Linked DNA regions of Homo sapiens: regions 1, 3, 4 and 5 are each linked to region 2. The links are chromatin loops, found by intact Hi-C in ENCODE. Cell type or tissue: mammary epithelial cell. All regions are shown on one strand.

What was found. A loop is a pair of places that touch in the nucleus more often than their neighbours do. Peaks named below come from ENCODE experiments on the same cell type or tissue, not always from the same donor. Only the 100,000 strongest peaks of a DNase experiment are listed, where the experiment ranks them.
Region 1: a loop joins it to region 2, with 6 times the contacts of the local background. A loop is called at or near these places in 14 of 110 quality-filtered maps.
Region 3: a loop joins it to region 2, with 7 times the contacts of the local background. A loop is called at or near these places in 23 of 110 quality-filtered maps.
Region 4: a loop joins it to region 2, with 15 times the contacts of the local background. A loop is called at or near these places in 15 of 110 quality-filtered maps.
Region 5: it touches region 2 in a loop (11-fold over the local background); 7 of 110 quality-filtered maps call a loop at or near these places.

The regions. Positions count from the first base shown.
Region 1 is chr9:116,492,461-116,497,460 of GRCh38, forward strand. All of the region lies in intron 19 of ASTN2 (astrotactin 2), which reads right to left. Among named protein-coding and RNA genes, the nearest start is that of ASTN2-AS1, 9.3 kb to the right of the region's middle. In mammary epithelial cell, a CTCF peak has its summit at 2,764 (motif pointing left); no DNase peak of the experiment used is centred here.
Region 2 is chr9:116,659,264-116,664,263 of GRCh38, forward strand. The region is part of intron 16 of ASTN2 (astrotactin 2); the gene reads right to left. Among named protein-coding and RNA genes, the nearest start is that of TRIM32, 26 kb to the right of the region's middle. In mammary epithelial cell, a CTCF peak has its summit at 2,002 (motif pointing left); a DNase peak (open chromatin) is centred at 1,998; H3K27ac peaks cover 433 bases.
Region 3 is chr9:115,881,801-115,886,800 of GRCh38, forward strand. No RefSeq gene overlaps it. Among named protein-coding and RNA genes, the nearest start is that of LINC00474, 41 kb to the right of the region's middle. In mammary epithelial cell, a CTCF peak has its summit at 2,126 (motif pointing right); a DNase peak (open chromatin) is centred at 2,161.
Region 4 is chr9:116,587,554-116,592,553 of GRCh38, forward strand. All of the region lies in intron 19 of ASTN2 (astrotactin 2), which reads right to left. Among named protein-coding and RNA genes, the nearest start is that of ASTN2-AS1, 86 kb to the left of the region's middle. RefSeq lists enhancers at 2,289-2,848, 2,849-3,406. In mammary epithelial cell, a CTCF peak has its summit at 2,028 (motif pointing right); a DNase peak (open chromatin) is centred at 2,058.
Region 5 is chr9:115,691,514-115,696,513 of GRCh38, forward strand. No RefSeq gene overlaps it. Among named protein-coding and RNA genes, the nearest start is that of LINC00474, 230 kb to the right of the region's middle. RefSeq lists an enhancer at 1-623. In mammary epithelial cell, a CTCF peak has its summit at 2,639 (motif pointing right); DNase peaks (open chromatin) are centred at 378 and 2,668; H3K27ac peaks cover 971 bases.

The DNA.
Region 1 (5,000 bases), 170 kb before region 2:
TTTTACAGGTGACAAAACTGAAGATCAGAGAAGGACAGTGACAGGTCCATGCCCATACACTCAACAGGAGGAGATTTGGAACAAAAACTTGGTGCCTTGACTCCTGGAGTCTCGGAGATAACTTGTACCAGCCAACTTATGAGATAAAATCACTGAGAATTTAAAATCTCTCAAAGCTAACACAGGAGCCCTTCCTCCCCAATTTCTGACCACTTTATTCAACATGAATGTGATATACAGTCCCTGGGCAATTACTACGCACCAGACACTGTGCTAGGTACATGGTTCCACCTTGCCATCTTCTTAAGCCTGGAATTTCTGAGAAAGACACAAAGTCTCCAAGAGATAGGAGTTTAGTACATTTCTAATATGTCATATATTTTAACAGTGGTTTGCAGATTATAACATAGAGAACTCCAGGGGCAAGGATGAACACTAACAGGAGAGAGATTGGGGCCAGTCTTCCATATACTCACACTAACCTTCAACTAGATCAACTCTAGTTTGATCTATTTTATATACTAGCGGTCCATGTTTTTATTTAGTTTTTTACAAAACTGTTTATAAAAGTTGGTTTTAAAGTTTTATTGCTTAAAGTGTTTGAATTCCAGAACTGTGCTGTATTCTCTGATAGAAATACAGAGGCTTGGGAATGCTACACCTTAATTCAAGGATTTGCAGCTACTCAGGGGCAGAATCCAGAATCAAGCCCCACTGTCTTGCATCTGAGCCCCATGCACCTTTCACTAGGCCACTCTACCTGGGAGGCCTCTGCTCCGTCCTCCCTGGTACCTTGTTAGGGGCTTATGGTAGAACCCTCCTAGAACCCAGGCTGCTGCTTCTGCCTCGCCCAAGTTCGTCCAAGTCTCTAACATTCTTTTCCTGTTTTTCTTTCCTTGAAAACAGATAGGGAGTTGGGAGTCGCTGTACAGGAATGTGCCTGTTCCCCATTACAGCTCTTCTGGGGCTGTAACCCGAGTGGGCTGGGGCCAGACCCCCACACATTTCTTTATCCACTCAGACTCTAGCCTTGCTCTCATTACCTTCCACAGAAAATGTTAATCATGATTCTGCTGCAGCTTCAGAATCAACCCAACAAAGCATGGATCAATTTTTCTAGAGGCCCCACCCCCTATTCCTCAATTCCCTCTCCCTCTCCTTTCAGCAGTCCCTCAATCCTCCTCCTTGTTTCCCCTCTCTCTCTCTTTCTCCCCTCACCCTCTTGCTTCTGAATGAGTTGAGGTCACCGTCAAAGCCGGCCACATGAGCAAATTGAAAACAGGTTGGGAGAAAAGCAGAAAAGAAATTCCAGAATGGAAGGAGCAGTGGGAGTGGGGGGATGTGGGGGTGGGGACGGCAAGTTTTTTAGCCCAGGTGAGGAGAAAGGTCCCCAGCTCAGGGCTCCACACTCTTTTCGGGAAACACCAAGAGGATTTAGGAGTCGTCACTCTGGGCCTGGCCTCTCTAACCTGCAGATGCTCTTTGTCATGGTGCCCAGGGAGAAGCAGAGCTCTCTCTGCATTTCCTTTACTTGGGCAACTGTAGAAATTCATTATGAGAACTTGTCAGGGACAAAATGCATCTTTAAGGGCCTCATACCTATCAGCTGCAGTTGGTTTGTTTCTTCTGAAACATGGTGTTATTTTAAATCTGAAGAAGCAGTGTGTAGAGATCCTCACCTTTATTGTAATGGCAGTAGGAGGTAGTAGAAAGAGAGTGGGTTTTGGGGAGCAGATGACACCTAGTTTTGAAGCCAGACCTACCACTTATGAACTATATTATGTAGAGATGGATGATTAAACTCTCAGAGACTGCTTCTTCATCTGAAAAGATGATCCTATCAATTTCAGAGAGTCAGGTGAGGATTGAGTAAGAGAATATTTATAATATGTCTGATACATGAATAGCTTACAAATGTTAGTGCCCCCCTCACCCCTGCTCCCTCAGGTCTGAATAATTTGTCTGATGGCAAAATTTTTAGTTATCACGCTCAGTTGCTTTTAGGTGCATTACATCATATCTAACTCCCTAAAACCTTCCTGTTTTTTTGCAAAAAGAAGACATTTTGAATGGAAGGAAGGAATGAAATAAGAAACAAAGAAAGAAAGGAAGCAAAAAGAGGGAAATAAAAATGTTATTTGGCTTTTATTACATGGCATCAACAACGCTAGACATTTTTACTTATATTGTCTTGGTTAAATATTCAAAACAATCCATCTTGCTTAAAATTCGATAAAACCTAATGAATTCAGTGAATTGTGCTTTTGCAGATGAGGAAACAGTTTCATCTGTAAATAACTTTCTCACAAAAATCTACCTAGGAATGTCAGAGTAAAGGCTGAAGTCAGGACATTCAGCACCCAAAGTCTGTGCCTTTCCTACTGCACATTTCCCTCCAGACTGCGAGATGCCTGGGGTGGGAATTCTGTTTCAGTCACCCTTGTGTTACTGGTGTCCAGCATAGGGCTGATGATGAAGCTATTTACTGAAGCCTGTGAAACTGAACTTCAGTGGTTGAAGCCTGGATCTGCTCCTATTTACTCGACATCAGCACCTGGCATTAGAACTCTCTCTTGGGATAGCCAGGCTGCCTCCTGCATAACCTTTCAGGAGTAAATAGGACACAAATAATACAGGAAAGGAGGAAATGACGTAAAGATAAGGGCTCCAAAAAAAGGGAATAGTGATCTAGCAAATACCTACTGAGAGTTTCTGTGTGCCAGGCATCGTGCTGAGACTTCAGGCTCATCCTCATGCCTGCCCTCTAGTGGACACCTGTTGGTTTGACTGGCTATAAAGGCATGCCTCTTTCTACCAACAGCACCTGAGTTTTCCTTTGGGGAACCAGCTCTCCCCCAATCTCAGTCTAAACAATTTAGGTAGAGCTAAGGCCCCTTTTATCCTTCAGAGACTGGCATGTGATCGATGGCCAGCCATTTCATGTCAAAGGTCAAAAAGACAAGTGACCTAGGCTTAATCAATCAGACTAACTCCAGGTACAGACACCAACCAAGTTCTGATGACATTATTTGAAGCCCTGGACCCAGTTGTGTCTGAGGCCTAGATCTACCCTTGGGTATTTCAGATACATGAGTTAGTATTTTTGCATTTTTGCAACTTTCCATTTGTTTTCTGTTCCTTGCAATCAGGAGTCCTCTCAAATACAAATCCTATGAGGTATGTTTTATGATTGCCATTTTATAAATGAAAAAATAATGCTCACAGATCTAAATCAAGTAGTCCAAAGTCATACTCCATCTAAATAAGAAGGCTGGAATTCAGATTCAAAGCTGTCAGACTCCAAAACCCGAGCCTTTCCTATCATAAAACGCTGCCTAGGGTGAGGGATACAAAGACTACTAATTAACAAGAATTCACGGGGTATCTCCAGTGTCCTGCTTCCTCGGGCCCCTTCTTCCTCACTTCCTGGGCTCCTTTCCTCACTCACGCATTCCAGCCATGCAGACATTCTTCCTCCTCCTCTAACATGCCAAACATACTCCCACCACAGGGCTTTTGCACCTGTGGTTTCCATGGAGCCTTCTTCCCCTTGTCGTTGTATGGCTTACTCCCTCTCCTTTCCCAAATCCTTGCTCAAATGTCACTTGCTCAGAAAGGCCTTCTCTGGCCACTCAGTCTACAGGAGCATCCACTATCACCCTTTACCCTCTTAACCCATTTATCTTTACAAAATTTATCACTGTCTCTCATATATTGATGGATTGATATATTGCCTGTATCCCCTGCTGTAAACCCTGTGAGTAAGAGAATTTGTTCACTTAGAATGGTGTCTGTACACAGTAGGTTTTCCATAAATATTTATATAGTGAGTGAATGTATCTGTTGTGTGCTTCAAACTGAGCTGATGGCTGGGAGCACAAGCATAAAGAACACTTTCGTTTGAATTCCCTGGAAAGCAGAGCTTAAGAACAATGGCTTGGGTGCAGAAGGTTTATTTGGGAGGTGATTCCAGGGAGCAGGTATGGGGTAAAGGGCAGAGTAAGACAGGGAAGAGAAAAAGTCAATATAAAGGTATATCTTCAAGTTTGCTACTGTACATGATGGGACCTAATTCTGCAAGACCCTTTTAAGGAGGGAACAAGATACCCCCCAGAACTGTTTGGCTGGAAGTCGGGGAGATGGGGCACTTATCTACCAATTCCTGATTCCCATTGGTTGGGTCCTGTTTTAGTCTATTCTCATGCTGCAATTAAAGACATATCTGAGACTGGGTAATTTATAAGAAAAAGAGGTTTAATGAACTCACAGTTCCACATGGCTGGGGAGGCCTCAACATCATGGTGGAAAGCAAAGGAGGAGCAAAGGCACGTCTTACGTGGTGGCAGGCAAGAGAGCTTGTGCAGGGGAACTGTCCTTTATAAAACCATCAGATCTCCTGAGAATTATTCACTATCATGAGAACAGCACAGGTAAAACCTGCCCCCATGATTCAATTACCTCCCACCAGGGTCCCTCCCATAACACATGGGGATTATGGGAACTATAATTCAAGATGAGACTTGGTTGGGGACACAGCCAAACCATGTCAAGTCCTTCACCCAGGAGTGTTATTTCCCCACACTTTTTTAAAGTTGTACTTGCACACTGGCCTAGGGAGCTCCTTCAATCTCTCATAAGGCTGTGGGGCAGAAAGTGCAAGTGTGCATCTGAGGTCACTGGCAGCACAAAGTGAGCCTGAGTGTGCACAGAGCTGCTCACCACAGCTGCAGCTGAAATAGCCATGGGCCAAGAGGATATGGCATGGCCCCAGAGGCATCTGCTATAAAGATACAGTCTCTGCCTTTAAGGAGTTTGTAAAAAGAGCAACTGACTTGTCTTCCTTCTTGAGGTCTAGGACAAACTTGTTAGCCTCACTGTTCAAAGAGTTCACAAGCAGTTATCGAACACCCTCTAGGCGCCAGGGAAAGGACTACAACTGTGGTCACAGCTCTGACCCACAGGAACAAAACCTCTTCCCTGTGATGCTCACAGTTTTGCAA
Region 2 (5,000 bases):
CCATTTTTAATGAACATTTGCATTCCAAGCACAGAGTTCACTGTTTGATATCATGTAGACAGTCTGCAGGTAAATATATGAACAAATGAATAAATGAATGCATAAATCTGACTCCTGTCCCACTAGTGTAATGCTTATCAGACTTCAGACCAACTATCCCAATTTATCACCACAGCCCCAAAGACAGTTGGTCTTTGTTTTATTTTATTAATGTACACTTGATAGATCAGAGAAGTAAAGTAACGTGACCAAAGTCACACAGCTAGCAACTAGTCTAGCTGTTTCTACCCAGTTTTTCTGCTCTTTCCACTGTCCATATTTCCTCTCTGAAAAACTTTCAGCACCAGTTTTCACTCCTACAGGATGAGTCATATCCGTTCCAAATATTTGTATCTTCCCATTACCTCCCACCCCCAGGTAATGCCCCCAATCTCCTCCACCCATTTCCATGGGCTAATAGGGTCTCCTGGGTGGAAAGCATTCTAAAGGTCACCTGGTCAGAAATCCCATCTAATTTTTCATTTACCACCAAATAATCCTCCAATTTATTCTTGGACATTTCTAAAGATGTGGAAATCAGTACCTTTCTAGGCCTCAAGTTCCATTGTGGAAAGGCTCTATTAAACTTAGACTAACTTCTCATCCAGGAACCACACTTCTCATCCTAAGCATCAGACCCAAGCCCAGAGTTATGTACTTTATGCTATTAGATGTCTTATCTACAGTACTCACGCCTGGACTCTAGTTGGGGTGTGGGGTCATACTACAATTAAACAATTAACTAACTAGGTAGATGAAATTCCTATCCCAGGAACCATAGGGCATTGTTGGGTGGCTTCTGAGAAGGTATATATGTATGAGTATGTGTATGTTGTGATGTATGTGTTGTGTTCATATTGCAAGCGCACACACACACACACACACACACACACACACACACATTTGGGGAATGGAAAGAAAAGCAACAGTGGAGATTCCAAAAATAAGAAGACAGAATTATAAAACTGCCAAACCCTAGGACAACTGATTTCCTAACCTAAGTGAATTTGCAAGCTCTTCCCCTAAATGTATAAGTAATAAGCACAATTACAGAGGGGCAGCTATAGCACAGTGTTTTGCTTGAGTTTAAATTCCATCTTTTTTGTTTTCTAGCTGGGTGACCTTGGAACAAGACCTTAACCTCTCTAAGCCTCCATTTCCTCATCTGTAAAATGCTAATAATTTTAGTACCTAAATATTGGATTATTTGGAGGATAAATGAGAATCAGAACTTAATGAAAAATATCCAATGCTAGCGTGTCAAGAGCATCATCAGAGGTCATTTGTTCCAGCCCCTGGCATTCATCCTAGCATTATTCAATTCTTGTACATGTCTGAATCTGTAAATCTTCCCTTGAAACCTGCCTGATGCTTTAACTGTCAAAAATTTCCCCTTAAATTACCTGTCTTCTACCTACAAGAAGACAGTAGACCAGGGTAGAATTGAATGCGTAAGTCCAAAACTGTTGAGTCAGACTACCTGATTTCAAATCTTAATCAAGTCACTTCACCTCTCCAACCTTAGTTTGTTCATTTGTAAAATGGGGATACTAACTCCTCATCCAACTCCTCTAGGAATAAAACAAAAGATGTTGTGCTAGCACATTTTCACCTATGATCTCTCACAGTTCTCCACCATCCTACAAAGTAGGGATTGTTGCCCCCTTTTACAAATGAGAGAACTGAGGCACAGAGTGATAAAGTATAACTTGCAAGAGGACACCTGTCTTCAAGTGAAAGCAGTTAAATTTCTGAGGCAGGTCATACTCTCTGTGGGAAAGGGACCCCTGGACACTGCCCAGTAGCCTAGTACTGGCCAGTGTCTTGGCCAGAATCAGGAATCAGTCGGCATTGAAGGGTAACATTTACTTCTTCCTCCTGGGACAAGGCAGGTTGTGGCCAGTAACAGGAGGCTGAAAAAAAAAGGTCATATGTGATCTCCTGCTGCCCTCTAGTGCCTACTTAAGATGATTGCTCTGGGGAAATCTCTGTTCTGATCCTTTCTTGGCAAAGAAGGATCATTGTGTGCAAAGCAACTTCCACTGAGGGAAGCCAGGGAAACAGTAAAAGCTAGCTATGATACAAGGAAGCTTAGTGCGATGAGTAAAAGAATTCTGAAAGAGCATTTGCTGAGAAGGCCTATTCAGTGCCAGGTTTACAGCTAGGCACAAGGGGGGAAAATATGAATAACAATTTGTTTCAATCCTTGTGGTACTCAAGTGTAGAGACCTGATGGGACGTATTGGCTGGGAAGGAAAAAACAGAGATGGAGAAGGAGACGCTTAAGATATGGCAGAGAGAAAAGATAATTGATGGAGCAGGATCTTAAAGAAGACAGTAAGAGAAAAAATTCCAAGGTGGTAATGGAATGGATGCGGTCTGAACTTCATATACATCTGGATGTGAAATTCAGTTGGTCAAAACTAGGCATGCAACCAGGCCCTCTTTGTATAGTTACACAAGTTGAGCTCTGTAAAAAGGTGACTCACTCATAGGTGGGAATTGAACAATGAGAACACTTGGACACAGGAAGGGGAACATCACACACCGGGGCCTGTTGTGGGGTGCGGGGAGGGGAGAGGGATAAAATTAGGAAATATACCTAATGTAAATGATGAGTTAATGGGTGCAGCACACCAACATGGCACATGTATACATATGTAACAAACCTGCACATTGTGTACATGTACCCTAGAACTTAAATTAAAAAAAAAAAGAAAAAAATATATATATATAAAAGGTGACAAGGCAAAAGGGTGGATGGGGACTAAATCCACCCTCAGCTTCACGTGCCATGCCTGTGCTCCTGCAATTGAGTACAAGTAGAGGAGCTCCTCTTCCTAATTCATATAAGAGGTAACTTACAGGCTAGCCACAGCCCTGCATGTGACCATAGACAAGCTTCTTCCTCATAGTAGTCTCTGCTTTTTATGTATAAAATAGGCGAATATCACCGACAATATAAAGTTGTTGAGATTTAAGATAACGGGCTGGGTGCAGTGGCTCATGCCTGTAATTCCAACACTTTGGGAGGCTAAGGTGGGCGGATCACCTGAGGTCAGGAGTTCAAGACCAGCCTGGCCAATATGGTGAAACCCTGTCTCCACTAAAAATACAAAAGTTAGCTGGGTGTGGTGGTGGGCACCTGTAATCCCAGATACTCGGGAGGCTGAGGCAGGAGAATCACTTCAACCTGGGAGGCAGAGTTTGCAGTAAGCAGAGATTGCACCATTGCACTCCAGCCTGGGCAACGAAAGTGAGACTCCATCTCAAAAAAATAAAAAAATAATGTAGGGTCATGCCAGACACTTAATAGCCACCCAAAACATGCCAGTTCTTGTTATTATTACTATTATTAGTATTATTCTAACAACATAGTCTTATTTTTAATGCAGTTTTGCTTTTAAGATGGTGATAGGAAAAGTGCTTGGTAAAGGGAGAAGACAGAAAAGAAAATCATATTTCCCAATCTTCTATTCTTTGCCAAACACAAGACATTGTGGATCTCATGGAATCCTCACAACAGTGCCTTGGACAAGTAATGTCGTAATTTTTTACAACTGTAATATACAGCTGAAAAAACAGAGTTTCCGAGAAGTGACAGACTGCAGTCGAAGGTCATTAGGCATTCAAAGACTGACTCCAAAGCCCCTTTTCTGTCCAAAGGAGCTGAGATGGATCATTAATAGGAGAACGCCTTCTCTTTCTTGGGATCAAGTTCTTTTACTTTCTTGAAAACTGTGTTTAAAACTTACTCCTCAAGAACGGATTCCAAGATTAGTTCCTTCCCAATTCCTTCCTCCTCCTTCCAATCACTTCTCAGGCTAGGGGTCAAAGAGGAAATGCTCAGAAAAGATTATTCTTGGACAAGGCTTACGGAATTGGAGGCCTCTGAGATGCTAATGACCTGCTTTAGATAAAGACTCCCAGATTGTCCCACTTGAACATATTTGAAGCAGGAGAGCAGACCAACAAGGTATACCAGCCCACCTTGGGGCCAGTAGGAGGCCACTTTGGGGCCAGGGGGAGGTTGCCAGTTTCAAACATCCAGGAGGGTATGAACATCAGCTGGAGTCATCTAGGAACCATTAGTCAGTTAAGGGAACCATTAGAAAACACTCTCTTACTGTTTTCCTGGGGGTTCACAGTCTTGCTTTCACATTTCTAACTATTTTTAACAAAATGTTAAAAATACTCATGTTAAAAGACAACCTTTAAACATGTTACCAGGCATTACTTTTGGAAAACATGTTCAAGATTGAGTTACTTCTCCGTTAGCTCCCCTCTGCGGTGTAACTCTGCTGCTAGGGGCAGGGAGAAGGATCAATGAGCCCACTCAACAAAATATAAAAGGGCTGAAACTCATAGAGATTTCCTGTCTTATATTGAGGCAATCAGTAAAATTAATATTAACTGTAGCTGCAGTTTTACAGGCACATATTCCAGGACAGATGTTCTGCTACTTGATTTGCATACATTATGCCCTTTGGTCTCTATAAATCCTAACAATGAGAGGTAGGTTTCACTATTGCTTTTTAAAGATGAGTAAATGGAAGCTCATGGAGGGAAAATCAGGGATCCAAGAACATCTGGATTGCCATTGTGACCTTCCTTATTTCTAAGCACTCTTCCACAATATTAGGCTGCCTCCCACTCTGCTACATTGCTAGAGATTCAAGTTCAGGCAGTTATAAATTCTGGAAATTGAATATTCAATTTCTGTTGCTTCTGCCCATTACATCACAGTAATCAGCAATAAATCTCTTACCATAGCAGTCTATGGACAATCAATAGGTAATTGGTTGAAAAACTATGAAGCATCCAAACAGTGGGGTACTATATACCTAAAAATGAATTAGAATAATATTGTATGTGATTGGAGTAATCACAAATATATTTTACTAAATGGAAAAAAGGAAAGTGCAGAACAGTGTTTAAGGTTTTTTGTTTTTTTTTAATAT
Region 3 (5,000 bases), 780 kb before region 2:
ATGGAAGGTTCAGTTTTACAGGGACACAGAAGTTTTCTCTCTCTTTTTTTTTTTTTTTTTTGAAACAGAGTCTCGCTCTGTCGCCAGGCTGGAGTGCAGTGGCTGGATCTTGGCTCACTGCAAGCTCTGCCTTCTGGGTTCTAGCGATTTTCTGCCTCAGCCTCCCAAATAGCTGGGACCACAAGCATACACCAGAACACCCAGCCAATTTTTGTATTTTTAGTAGAGACTGGGTATCACCATGTTGGCCACGATGGTTTCAATCTCCTTACCTCGTGATCCAACCACCTTGGCCTCCCAAAGTGCTGGGATTACAGGCGTGAGCCACCGTGCCCGGCCGGGACACAGAAGTTTTCAACGTTTACTCTAAGCCTCCCATAGATGGGAAAGTTGAAGCTCAGAGAGATTCATGAGCTTGCCCAGAACCATACAACTTGAAGCAGAATTCAGGTCTCCTGAAATTTAGGTCATAATATTTCCTGTGGTAGTATAACATTAGTCTGAGTTGCTCATAAGCTGCCCAGAGAAAACAACAGAGTTTGGGACAACAATGTCTTAATAAAATAATCTAGATGGAGGCTAGCAGTGAAGTTAGCCTCTGTAATGGCCTGCACTCTGATTACCAACACACAAAACCTTGGATTTGACATAAACCAAGAACCATGTAATCACATGTCCACCAGTGAGGTCAAGCAGACAACTGAGCTGCATAGGATAGCACAGAGAAATAAGAACCAGGATGAAATGGAGAGTCGTGTCCACCCAAAATCTTTAAACTTCCAATCTGTAACAGATTTCAGAGTAAACGAATCAAATTGTTGAACTGAATTCCCTTATAGGCTGCTGGTTTGCAACCTTTGACTTCAATGTCAATTGATATACTACAAATTTCAGTCCTAGATTTAGGAGGAACTTCACAGTATGATGTGATCCGGCATTTTGCCTTTAGTCTAACTTTGTATCATCTCCATTCTAGATCTAAGGAAACCAGAGGCTGAAGATGTGGAGTACAGGTACAATGTCTCATGACAAGTGGGTAAGAACTAGAAGAGAAGTCTTTGAATTCCCTGCTTCATGCTCTTTTGGGTGTTGGAAGAGCATGAAACCTGAAGTTGGAAAGAGATTCAAAATAATAGTGACACCACTTCCTAGCTGGGAGACTGGGGCCAAGTTACATTTGCCTTAGCAAGCCTTGGCTTTTTCCACTATGAAATTTAAAATAATAAAAGTAGTGACTTCATAATGTTGTAGGGGGTTAAATAAAACAACACATGTTAAATTTGTTTAGCCCAGTGCCAAGTGCAGCATGAGGATTTCTGAGCTGATGCTTTGTCATTGTTGTTTTGTTGTGCCTTGTTGCTTCCTGTTTCAAAGTAATGCATTCTTAGAGTTCCTGATTTTTTAAGGACCAGCTAATTTCAAATTGGCTCTCTCTCCCCCAGCAAGCCTAGTGTCTCTGCCACCAGAGTGCAAACACACTTGAGTTCACCATATTGAGAGCTCCACATGCAGTGTGTTCTAATTGGCAGTATGGTGTTTGGAACTAGGGCATCACAGTTTTAGGGCTGACTGGTATGTACCTGAGGTCAGGGACCTGGTACACAGCCACACCAAGATATGACAACCCCTTTTTGTAATGTATTCATGAGAAAACATATAGTTATATGAAGAAAGTAAAGGGAATCAGAAGCTTGAATATCTTCAGACCTCCTGGACCCTGGAAATGACTTACTTTTCCCATGGCCTGAGTGAGAGGAGTTTGGTCTGGAAAGTTGGCTTATCTTCGTTCCATCTCTGTCTCCAGTGTCTTGCCCCAGCCTGGTCCCATCTGTCATCATCTAGCAGACTTAAGGAGAGACATGTGAGTGTGGAGTGATGGGGATGGACACATTTTGCAAGACTCCAGGAAGCCCCAAACTGTGTTACTAGAGTTCACTCTTGGTGATTCTATGCAGGATGAGGCTTCCAAGGGTTATGGGATGTGGACTTGAAAGGAAACTCCTGTTTCCCATTTAGTGCATCCAGCCTCAGGGGTGGGAAGAATAAAGGGACATCTTCTGATGTGGGCTGCTGTGTTGCACACTCTTCCCTGTCCTTGGTGCGGTCCGTGTTGATAACCACAAGGTGGCATCGCAGATTAAAGTGAAATGCCACAAACTTGCTTCCCTGTTCCCAGGTGAGGCTGTGATATTCATTCCACACCTGGGAGTTAAGAGGATATTTATCACAATCTGTTCATTTTACAGATGATGATATTGAGGCCAGGAACAAGGCATAACCTGCCTGAGCGAGTTGTGGTATAGAACATAAATCACCCAAGTACTAATCAGAAAGGGAAATGCATTACCCATTATTAAGCACCCAGGTAATGGAACTTGCCCCTCAATTTAACAAAGTGTGAAATATGTCAATGTGTATTTTAAAGAATTATCAGTATAAGAAATTCAAATATATCCACCATGAGGGCAGGGATTGTGCCTATTTTGCTTGCCATGTAGAAGATCCTGGAGGTTTTTTGTCTGTTTGTTTGTTTTGTTTTTGGAGGATTGGTTTATTTTTCCTAACTTGCATAGATTTAGATTTTTCAGCTCTATATTAGAAGTTAATGGGGGCACAAACTACTTTCCCCCTTATCTCTCACTCACTCAATTAACAAGAAGCCAACAAATTTGGGGGCTGGGTTGTGCCCTTACTAGGACCCTGGCCCAATTTTTGGTACTCAGGGGATGACAAAGGGACACTGAGGACCCTGCCCTGCTCTTATATGTCCACTGTGAACTCACACATTGACTTTCAAGATTATAGAGGTGGAACAGGGATGTTTGGGCTGCCTTAACCCTTACCTTAACTCTCACTCTCCGGCTCCTCCACAGAAATCAGGGTCCAGCTTAGTTTCTGACTCTAGGAGAAGTCAAGTGGTCTCTGAAGTCCATTGGTAGCATCCAGACCTCTGGATGAGCTTCCTGACATCGCTCTGCTGCAATACTAATACACAAGGGTTCCTTCTCATTCCAGGTTTGTCACTCTCTGAGGTGCCTTAAAAAAAGTTACTTTTCTTTGGGCCTCAGTTTCCCGGTGTTTCTCAAAGCCAAACATCCTAATTTTCTAGATCATCTAATATCCTCCTGTCATGAAGTTTGTTAGCAATTGAATTGCCTCTCCTACTGCTTCTGCTTCTGTTCAGATTCCTTTATAGCAAAACGTTGGCTGTGCAATGAGGAGTCCCTAATGACTGAATGTGGAATGTTTATTCTTTGGAAAGCTCTGAGGTTGGGACTTCAGGGAAAAAGAAATGCCATCATACTGTTTTAGAAAAATGCTCTCCCATCAGAGGAAGAGTCAATGATTCTCAGTAGGAAAAGTTAAAAAAAAAAAAAAAACAAATCATGTGCCCAGATGAAACTTAGTTTTGTTTTGTATTTTAATGCTCAAATAAGCCAAGTGACCTCACTTGGGACACTGAATTTCTTAGAGTGATATTCAAGAGTAGATAGATTTTCTGATCCCAAATTTGAAAATTCCCACGGGTAAAAATCTCCACAGCAAGTAAAATCACCAATGTTGGGGAGGGGAATAAAATTAAATCATTATAGGTGTGGGTATTTTTTAAAGTGATACATACTAATCGTACCTATTTATGGAGTGCTTGTGATATATTCACACAATGTGTAATCACTGAAGCAGGGTATTTAGGATATCCATCACCTCTACCATTTATTATTCATTTGTTCTGGGAACATTTTAAATCTTCTTTTCTACCCATTTGAAATATATAATATATTGTTGTTAACTATAGTCACCCAACTGTGCTGTCAAACCCTGGAATGTATTTCTTCTATCTGCCTGTATGTCTGTACCCACTGACCAACATCTCTGCATCTTACTCTACTCTTCCCAGTCTCTGGTACCTATCATTCTACTATCTACCTCCATAAGATCAATTTCTTTGGCTCCCACATGTTAATAAGAACATGCCATATTTGTCTTTCTCTGCTTGGCTTATTTCACTTAACATAATGTCCTCCCGTTTCATCCATGTCGCTGCAAATGATGTGATTTCATTCTTTTTATGGCTGAGTCATATTTCATTGTGTGTATTTAACACATTTTCTTTATTCATTCATCTGCTGATGGACACTTAGGTTGTTTCCTTATCTTTGCTACTGTGAACGGTGCTGCAGTGAAAATGGGAGTACAGATATCACTTCGATATACTGGTTTTCTTTACTTTGTATAAATAACCAGTAGTGAAATTGCTGGGTCATATAGTAGTTCTATTTTTAATTTTTTGAGGAACCTCCATATGGTTTTTTATAATGGCTGTACTAATTTAGATTTCCATCTATAATGTATAAGAGTCCCCCTTTCTCTGCATCTATGCTAGCATTTTATTTTGTCTTTTTTTATAACAGCCATTCTAACTGGGGTGAGATGGTAACTCATTGTGGTTTTGATTGCATTTCTCTGATGATCAGTGATGTTGCACATTTTTTATGTACTTGTTGGCTATTTGTGTGTCTTCTTTTGGTTTAGTTTTAGCAAAATCCTTCGTTCGTGTAACTGAGCTCTGGATTTAGTCTCCCAAGGCACAAGGAAATTTAACTGACAGTTCTCATGCTGTCCTGCCATCCTCACTTCAGCTCTGAGTGTTCCAGTATTCTAGCTTAGAGCTCTTTTTGTTCTTTCACTAGTTGCTCATATAACATTGTTTCTAGGCCCCTTTCCATCTGCTCCAGTTGTCCAATGTCCTTTTTGAACAGTGGTGGCCAGAACTGCAAAATCCCCATGTAATTCCCCCATGCAATTTATTTGTGTCCATCTCTGTGCTAAGCAAAAACAACAAGGAGATGTAGAAGACATGGCCTGTGTTTTTGAGGAGCTCTTCTACAAAACAAAGCTATCAAGTGGCAGGTAAACACAGAAACAGAAACAAAAGGCAAAAGTTTTAAGGTGTTTTTCCACAGATGGGACAGAAATTAGCACAGATAGCAGACAAAAGG
Region 4 (5,000 bases), 72 kb before region 2:
CATTTATATAGTAGGGATAATGATATAAGCTTCCAGGACTTGCTGTGATTACTCCAAATCCTTGTAGAGTAACTGGTTGACAGCAGGAGCAAGAATCCTTAGTGGTTACATCCCAACTGCACTTCTTACTAGTTATATGTCCTTGGTTAAGTCACTGTCCCCTTCTGAGCTTCTATTGACATATCTGGAAAATGAGTCCAAGGATACACCACATTATAGGACTGTTGTAGGCAACTGGATGAGACTATGTATAAAATAGTTTATAAAGTAGAATACATTACTGAAAGGCAGGAGATGCTCATATTCTATGCCCAGGCCCTTTGAGAGAAGCATTCCAGTATCTCCTTATTATTCTTCCAGTCTTAAAGGGATTGTACTTCCATGTAGAGAAGAGTTTGAAAGCCCCATTTCAATGTCTGCTCTGTGAAAAGGTTACCAGTATTTTTTATTGTCATTTAGAGTGACCTGAGGGGAAATTGGCCAGACTTCTCTCCTAGGTCTACAGTGTTACTACAAAACTGAAACTCCACCCAGAAACCTGAGCCAGCTGGAGAATGAGGCACTGGGCATGAAACATGCCAAAAATATCTACCCGCTGCTTTCCAGGATCCCAAATGACACTGGTCATTGAAAACCCATCCCTCTAACCCAAAGGGAAAAATTCAGCTCTGCTTAAGAAGAACTTAATGCCCAATATTAATGTTAAAATCCAAAAAGGTCCTTCCAAAATTCTGACCTTCTATTGAAAGACATGTTTTTGTTTCACTGTCTCTTGGAAAATACTTTAGCAGCACATTTCAGAGTTACAAAATGGAGCAGATTGACAGACCTGGGAACCGATAGTCTGTTTATTCACTGAGCAGTGACAGTGGGGTCATAGCAACAGACAAAAGGATGATCATGCCAGGGCTTCTGAAGCAAAGATATCTAAGAACCTGAAGTCTTAATGGGTCCTGGGGTGGGAATTAGGATAGGCTTTGAAACTATGATGAGTTAAAACTGGAAACCACTTGATCTTGGATATGTTACTTAATCTGTCATAATAATAGTGTCTTCATCAATAAAATGGGATGATACACTTCCTATTATATAGCTTTAGAATATTATGCTGGAACGCTCAAGAAATGGTAGTTTTTTTTCTCTGACACCTATTCACACTGATTTTTTAAAATTGAAGAATGCCACTTACATACAGATCTTAAGTGCATAGTTCATACTTCAACGTTTTTGAAAAATGGCTGGATTATCCACTTTTATATGGGTAGCTGACCCACATCTTAGCAACACAGACAAGGTAAATAAAGAAAAAGAGGTTATCCCTCTGGGATCTAAGAAATACAGACCTATAAGGAAACAGACATGAACTGATCCAAAAAATTTCTCTTTTTCTTTCAGTGTAAATTGAGGTCAAGAATTGACTTGGGGAGGAAGATTTGGAGAAAGGTCATATAATTCTACAGTTACAGAAATAATCCCAATAATTAGCAAATACGTATTCAGTGTTTAATATGTCCAACAAGGATAACTCTCCCCACTAAATTATTTATCATCAAACATTTCCAGGGGGGTGTGGTCACAGGGAACCTTCTGGCTGTAGTTCAACATACTGGTTGCATTAAGAAAGGTAGGAGGAATGAAAGAGAGCTGAAAGGAGAAATAGATTGCAATTAAAGATGTATTACTTTTAAAAGTGCCAAGCATATTGGACACATAGTTAACAGAAATTCATTAAATAATTGCTGAATGAATGAATGATCATGTAGACAACTTCAAAATGGAGTACAAACATTTACTTTGATGAATCGCTCTCTTGGTCTCTCATGTGCAGTGTTGATATGTATAGTGTCCCTCTCAGAACTAACCTTTCTCCCTTTGGATTGTAAAAGAATTCCAGGAGTTTCTTAATCAAGGTTCCTAATGAGTTGTGGAGAGAGAAGGGAGAAATGCAACAGGTCTTCGTTTTTTTCTGTGCCTGTAATTCCTGCCACTGCCACATGATGTCACTATTGAAAACAAAGATTCTGCATGGCTCTGTGTCAAGTCATGGTGGAGGCGAAGGGAATAGAAAGGAGCCTTAAACAGATTACAGTGTTTCTCCAGTAGAGGGCAATCCCACTCCCTCAGTGACAACAGGCTCAAGCTTAGACTCCCAAGCCTCCAACTCTTTAGTTTTATGTTTCATTCCTCATTCTCAGGTCATGCCTACTGTGGCAAAGTGGCTGTACATACTGTGGCTTTGAGCCTGTCATACCAATCAGACATCTTCCTCCCTCATGATAAGTCCCCCTAGATGTTGGGACAATTTTAACCCACTGTAGAGTTTCTACACTTCACATGAAGAAGATCAGAACCTTCCACCCATTTATTCCCAGGAGTTCCTAGATTTATAATCAAATTTTCACAGCCACTCCACAGGGGCATCTGGGCTATGCATACTCACTGAGGTGGTCATTGAGGGGTAGCCTACTAATGGCAGTGGCAGCCCATATGAAGCGGCCACTGCAAAGACACCGGCTGCAGCAGGGGAGATGCAGCAGGGGCTGAGTGCTCCATGGAGCTGGCAGGAGCTAGGAACAGGTAGAAGCCCCACCCACTTCCAAGTTGGAGGAGCGGGAGCCCCACCCTCCGAGGCACAGTGTGGCCACACAGTTGCAGCTGTGGATCCAGGCATTCCTGCAGTCTCAGGGACCTGGGGATCACCCCCTTCCCCCACAGGCTCAGAAATACCTGCTCCCACTGCCTGGCCTCTCCCCGCTTCAAGCAGCCCCTCCAATTTCAGATCAAAGTTGAGGTTGGGCCCAGGCACTGTTGTGACCTGGCTGGGTGCATGTGAGCTCAGGGCAGTGCTGACATGCCAGCCCCCTGTTGCCTTGGCCCTCTCAAGACTTTGGGTGCCAATAAGCACGGGAAAGGGGCTGGGACAGCTCTGCACAGGCCAGCAGGCACCCCTCAGTATGAACAACCTGGTGCCAGGGATGGCAGGTTGACGGCAGCAGGAGGCAGAGAGTTTCCTGTGTGGAAAGGGGCAGGTCCCCAGTGCAGCCCCACCTTCAGGCCTGGGATGGCCTGAACCCTGGGGGCTGGGCTGCCAGATCTATGGACCAGAGTGAGAACTTACAGTGATTTTTCCAGACTTGACCATGGACACCTATGGACAAATCAGTATACAGTTCCTCCTCCCTGAAGCCCATAAAAACTCCGGACTCAGCCAGACTCAGATAGATGTCAGGACTATCAGCTGCAGGATTGAGCTACCCAGGAAGGAGCTTTGGTCTCCTCGACTTGCCCATGGAAAGCAGTGACCCATTGTAGGTCTCCTCTCTGCTGAGAGCTAGAGAGCTGGACACTCATCAGGATGACCTGCCTTCAGAAAGGAGCTACCCACTTCAAGTCTCCTGAGGGCTGTTCTGTCACTCAATGAAGCTCCTCTTTGCCGTGCTCACCCTTCACTTGTCTGTGTACCTTATTTTTCCTGGAAGCAGGACAAGAACTCGAGACTTGCCAAATGGCAGGGCTGAAAAAGCTCTAACACAAACAGGGTTGAAAGACACCCCTTGCTCACCACATTGCAGGCAATGAGGAGAGAAGAGCTGCAGCAGTTCAGGGAGCTCAGACCTAGGAGCTCCCTGAGCCAGGGCCATGACGCCCTCTTTGGGGCTCTGGTATCTCCAAGCTTCCAGATGCCACCATGTTCCCTGGTGCCAGCCATGGAAGCTGCTTGTGGTACATCTGGTCCAGCTGTAGCCTCACAGGGAGCTGGCACCCATGCCGGAACCTGAAGCCACCTGCCCTTCTGCAGCCAGAGTGCCTGACTATGTGCAGTAGCTGCACCCCACACCCACTAGCTCACACACCCCTCACCACTCCATGGCTGGCTTGCCCTTGGCAGGCATGGGATCCAGGCTGGTAGCATAAGCCAAGTGCAGCCTCAAGCTAATTTGCTACCTCTAGATATAAAAACATCTATCAGCTTTTTAAATGGCAGCTACTCCTAAGAACAAGAGAAATAATAATAACTATGACTCTACCCAACAATATGAATGGATCCTGTAGTGTGATAAGCATGGGAAGCTAGAAAAAAACAGAATGCATATTGGATAACTTTTTTAATGCATAAAGTTTGAAAACAGGCAAAAGTAATCTCTTTATGGCATTAGAAGTAAGGATAGTGTTTTAACCTTCAGGAAGAGGCTATAACTGAATGGGAGCACAAAGTGGGCTCTGTGAAGCTGGTAATTTGTTTCTTGATTTGGGTACTGGTTATATGGCTGTGTTCACTTCCTAAAATTACATCCATATATGTACTTATGATACGTGCATTTTTATGTGGGAATGTTATACTTCCATAGAAATTTCAAAAATAAATGAAGACATTCTGCCACAAATAAATGAAAGAAGAGATAATAGTGCAGCTGGCCCTCAGTATCTATGGGGAATTGGTTCCAGGTACCCCCTTGGATATCAAAATTTGCAGTGGCTCAAGTCTCATATATAAAATGGCATAGTATTTGCATATAGCCTATGCACATCCTCCCTTAAATTTTAAATCATCTCTAGATTACTTATAAAACCTAATACAATGTCTACAATCACTTCATTCATGTGGATTTAACATAGTACCAGTGTATCAGTCCATTCTTGCGTTGCTATAAAGAAATAACTGAGAATGGACAATTTATAAAGAAAAGAGGTTTAATTGGTTCACAGTTCCACAGCCATGAAGCGTGGCTGAGGAGGCCTCAGGAAACTTACAATCATGGGCAGAAGATGAAGGGGAAGCAGGCACATCTTACATGGTTGGAGCAGGAGGGAGAGAGAAGGGGGAGGTGCTACACACTTTTAAACAGCCAGATCTCAGGATAACTCACTCAGTATCACAAGAACAGCCACAAAGGGGAAATGCTCCCCCAAAGATCCAATCACCTTCCACCAGCCCTCGCCTCCAACAGTGGGGATTACAATTTTACATGAGATTTGGGTGAGGACACAGACCCAAACCA
Region 5 (5,000 bases), 970 kb before region 2:
TGGGTCATCAATGGGATTTGCAGGGATGATATAAAGATTAACTGGCCCAGAAAGGCCCTATTTCAGGACTTTATGTTATTAGATAACAGACTTTCCTTATTGTTTAAGCCAATTGAATCAGGGTTTTCTGTTATTTGTAACTAACAACACAGTAACAAATACAGCAAATTTAGACACAGACCAACTACCTATGTTGCTGTCACATGCAGACATGCAGAAGGATAATCTAACTTTTAATTCTTTTTTCTTTTTCAGAAATTAGAATTTGAAACAACGGAAAGAGAGAAATTTTAGGTTAGTAGCTAAATCCCCAAGGATACTAATTAGAGAAAGATGTTGGAATTGCCTTAATGAGTCACTGCCAACGCAAGTCCTAAGGAAGCAAAGACTGTGAGTAAGCAAAGGTAGCCAGCTGCTGGGAAGAGGACAATAGAGGAAAAGGTCAGAGGGACTTTAAAAGACTGACTGTGGGCTCCCTGAGGGAAGGAGGGATGGAGAGAGTATCGGGTCCTATAGAATACCTTAATTGTTTTTATGACTTCTCTTTTCCATATCCAGTTCACATGTACTCCTTTCTGTGCATTAAATTGAGTTTCTATTGGCTTCTTTGTAACAAAAAGAACTGAACAGAAACACATATCTATTGGACAAAGAGCAATAAAATGATATAATAACTGTATCTGAGGGTTTTTTCATTTTAAAGAATAAAACAAAACAAAAATCAAACAAAAAAAACCATCTATCTGATGTTGCTCCACTCCCAACAGCATCACTAACCGGTATGTACCCAGCTTCAGCTAAATATCCCTAAAACACCTCTTACTTTCCAAGGCAAAGTCTCCCACTGTTGAGTCGTGTTGACTGATAAAAAGTTCCCTCTGGGGTAAAAAAATGAAATTAGTTTTACCTATCCTGGGGTCACCTCCAAATACATATGCCTGTAATGTATTTCAATTAGAATACATTACACACTCCCTGTCACCTTCACTAGGAGAAAATCAGCAAAGTCAACCAGCATTTTTAGTTGTCACAACTAAAAGGTACTCCTAGCATCTGGTAGGCGGAGGCCAGGGATGCTGCTAAACATCCTACAATGGACAGGACAGCCTCTCACAACAAAGAATTTCCAGCCCAAAATGTCAACTTTGCCAAAGTAGAAAAGCCCTGTACTAAAGGAGACCTTCCATATAATAGACGGAACCCCCTCTTAGAAGAGAGGCCTTAGAAATGCTATGGTTTTGGAGCTTTTCTATTGAGCCCCTCATATTTTCCATCAACAGCAAGGCCCAGGTATTAATTATATGGTCTTATTCTGTGACCTGGTTTGTCATTCCTGAAATAGCTAAAAGTAAAACAGATGTCATTTCAATATCAAGAAGCAGTGGAACAGAAAGTGCCAAGGAGCAGGTGTATCAGATACTCAGAGGTGGTAAAGTCATGGCTGTCCATGCTTTGGAGCTAGGGCATCTACAATGCAAAGGAAGATTTTAAATGTGAATTTTGTGTTCTGGTCTATGAGTAGATGATTCACGACACTAGTTTGAAAATGCCTGAGTAATAACTTGACTTTGTTTCTGCACTGGACATCTGTTGTTTTTGTTCACTGGCATCACTTCCCTTTTCTTTTTTTCTTTCTTTTTTTTTTTCTTTTTTTTTTTTTTTTTTTTTTTTGAGACACAGTCTTGCTCTGTCCCCCAGGCTGGAGTGCAATGGCATGATCTCGGCTCACTGCAACCTCCACCTCCCAGGTTCTAGCGATTCTCCTGCCTCAGCCTCCTGAGTAGCTGGGAATGCATGCGCATGCCACCACGTCTGGCCAATTTTATTTTAACTAGAGACAGGGTTTCATCATGTTGGCCAAGCTGGTCTCGAACTCCCGACCTCAGGTGATTCCTCTGCCTCAGCCTCCCAAAGTGCTGGGATTACAGGCATGAGCCACCATTCCCGGCTCCCTTCCCTTTTCTTATGGGAACAGCATTGAATTTTCCTTTGAGAAAATACCTCTCCCTATAGGGGTAGTTCCTACAAAGTTTCGATGGAATTATGTCAGAGGCTCTTATACTTTCACACCATGGCTTGGCAAGTATCTCAATCTAGGCCAATCAGTCTTTGTTTCCTTAGGATATACATCTTGAGTGAAGTAATGCGTGAATGGGAAACATTTAAAGCTGATTCATGTGAATTGGGATAGTTCCTGAACAGAATGCCTACGGTTCTTTCTATCTAGATTCTCAATTGTCTCTTGCCTGTGACTCAATTGTTCAATGACCTCTCAATTCTGTAAGTTGTTTGTACTTACTTTCATTGTTTCTTCTCCTCAGGTAAATTCAGACTCTTTTTGGTTTCTTACACTAAAAAATTATCAACTTTTACAACCATAGAATTAGGCACTGGAAAGGGAGACTACATTTGGGTTCTCATTGTGTCCCTGCTCTTAATTGGTTATTATGGTGGGAGGAAATCACTTTTCCTCTTCTGGCCTATCTCCCCATCCATGAAAGAAGAGTGATGGACCAGGTCATTCTTAAAGGCCCTTCTAGTTCCAAGGTCATAAATTTCTAGTAAATACCAGACCTTCTTTAACTAGAAAAGGTAAATTAAACTTTCAACACAACCAGGAGGTGGTGCTCCAGTACCATGATGACACATCACTAACGGTGTCCAAGCAGTATTGCCCCTGTTGGGGCTAAGGGATTCCAAGAATCCTACAAGGTCTTTCCACACTGTCTGGTTGATTGAGCAAATTTTCTTCTATTGTGAAACACATTTTTATGTGTGGCTAATGTGGGAAGTCTTTGCAGGACCTCTATAGAGATGGATAAGCCTTCTTCCTCAAATGATTTCCTGTTGGTCAGTGTGGGAATATTATTCCTCGATATTTGGTAAGTCACAGTGATGTTGCGTGGAGATAAGTGGTGATATTGTGCATGTGGGAAGATAACTAGAGTGAGATGAGCAGCTACAAACATCAGGGGCTTTGCATTCTGGCACCAACAGTGCCATGTATTTGATGTGTAACTTTGGGAAATAATCCTGGATTTTGTTTCAGTCACTTCCTTTAAAAAAGATTACATTGCATGAAATCAGTGGTTCCCAAATTTATATTTTCCCAATGATAAACAGTGGAAAAATATTTTATTAAATAAAGTCATACATGAAATTCTCATATAAAGTACTTCTCAAAACTCTTTATAAGGGACAGAAACTCAATTCAAACAAGCTTAAAAGTAAAATAGGAAATTTATTACCTAAAATAACCAGGAAATCTAAGTGGAAGAACCATGTCAGACATGGCTGGGTGAGGAATTGAAAGCTGTCATCAGAGATCCACATCTCCATTTCCTATGTACCTATATCTACTTGGCTTTCTTCTCAGTGCGCTCTCAATGTGTGGCAGCAACATGGTTCTAGGAGAAGAGAAAGAAATAAAAAAGCTGTCTTCCTCATCTCTGCTTTCTTCCTTGGTAGGTTATCCCTCAGGTGCCTCCATAGAACATCTAAGTCATAAGGAACAGAACCTGAAAACTATGGGACAAGAAGATCTATAACATTTCTTGCAGCTCTGAGGAACTAGATCTCTAAGTTGTGAAAAAGGTGACACAGTTCTGTCTCCATTCTTTGTCAGGTTAATGCATTTTCCCATCTCTATAGAGGTCCAGCAAAGACTTCCCACATTAGTCACACACAAAGATATGTTTCACAATAGAAGAAGAAATTATCTACAGATAAATGGGAAAATGCAAGTTTGGGGAAATGCATTAAACTTGTATTTTCCTCATTATCTGTGGGCTAGCTATTTATTTAGAAAACAAAATGACAATTTGTCATCTTTGCTTGACTATTTCCTCATTCTCCAAAATATCTGTAACCTCATTTACATCATACAATCTCTTTGTACATGGTAGGAAACCCAAAGATAAGTTTCTCTACTATTCCAATGACACAATTGAGGAGCAGATAATCAAATAATCCAGTTACCAAAAGATAAGTATAAAATATTGTATCTACAAGAGCCCAGTGAAATCACCTTGCCCAACTCAATCATTTTTCACTTAAACAGATAGATCCAAAGGGGGAACTTTTGTTCTCAATACCATGTAATAATTTAGTCCCCAAGCAGGAATTGGAAGCCAAGATTGCTGCTTCCAAACTCCTTATTTCATCTAATTGTTGTTTCAGTGTAACTAGCAATGTCTTTCTCAATAACACAATTCTGATCATATCACTTTTTCCATCAATTATTTCTATGATTTTCCATTTTTAGTAAATGGTATGAACAACTTAGCATGACAATCAAGACCTTTTTTGATGCAGGCTCTAGCCTACTTGCCCAGCCTCATCCCTACCACTCCTTGCTCTTCCCATCATGTTTCAGCACAACTGACTCTTCTTGGCATCCCTTATATGTTTTGCTAGTTTTAGCTTCTAATCTTTGCTCAAAAAATCCCTATGTCTAGAATACTACCCCTTTCCCTCTTTTGTCTCATGATTTCTCCTTCTCTAAGATTCATTTCATGGGTTACTCTTTTCGAAGAATCCTGTGATACATCCTCTTCCCCCAAAGTGGTTTTCCCATGGGATCTCATGATTATTCCTATGGTTACTCTTACTAAATTAAGTGGAATTGTCATTTTATGGATCTAGCATTTTGCATGTCACTTTGGATAAACAAATTATGTTAATATTCGACTTGAAAGATAAGTTGAGGAACGAAAATGCTTTTCCAGGGCCTCTAAAAATACACTAGAGCAGGCATCACTCACTAATGGTTCTCTTTATTCAAAAGCCTGAACAAAGTTCCAGAATTCTCTACTCCATGATGCAATCACTACCTTTTGATTGAAGTTTGTAAATAAATGGAAACCCTATTTACCATTCCTATCTGTATCTAAAACAAAAAGTGAAGTATATTTCTTCTAAGGTGTCATATTTATTTGATCCTGAGGTCACTGGAGAAAACCTTGAGGTTACAACTTTGTTCAATAGCAAAGAGGACTGAA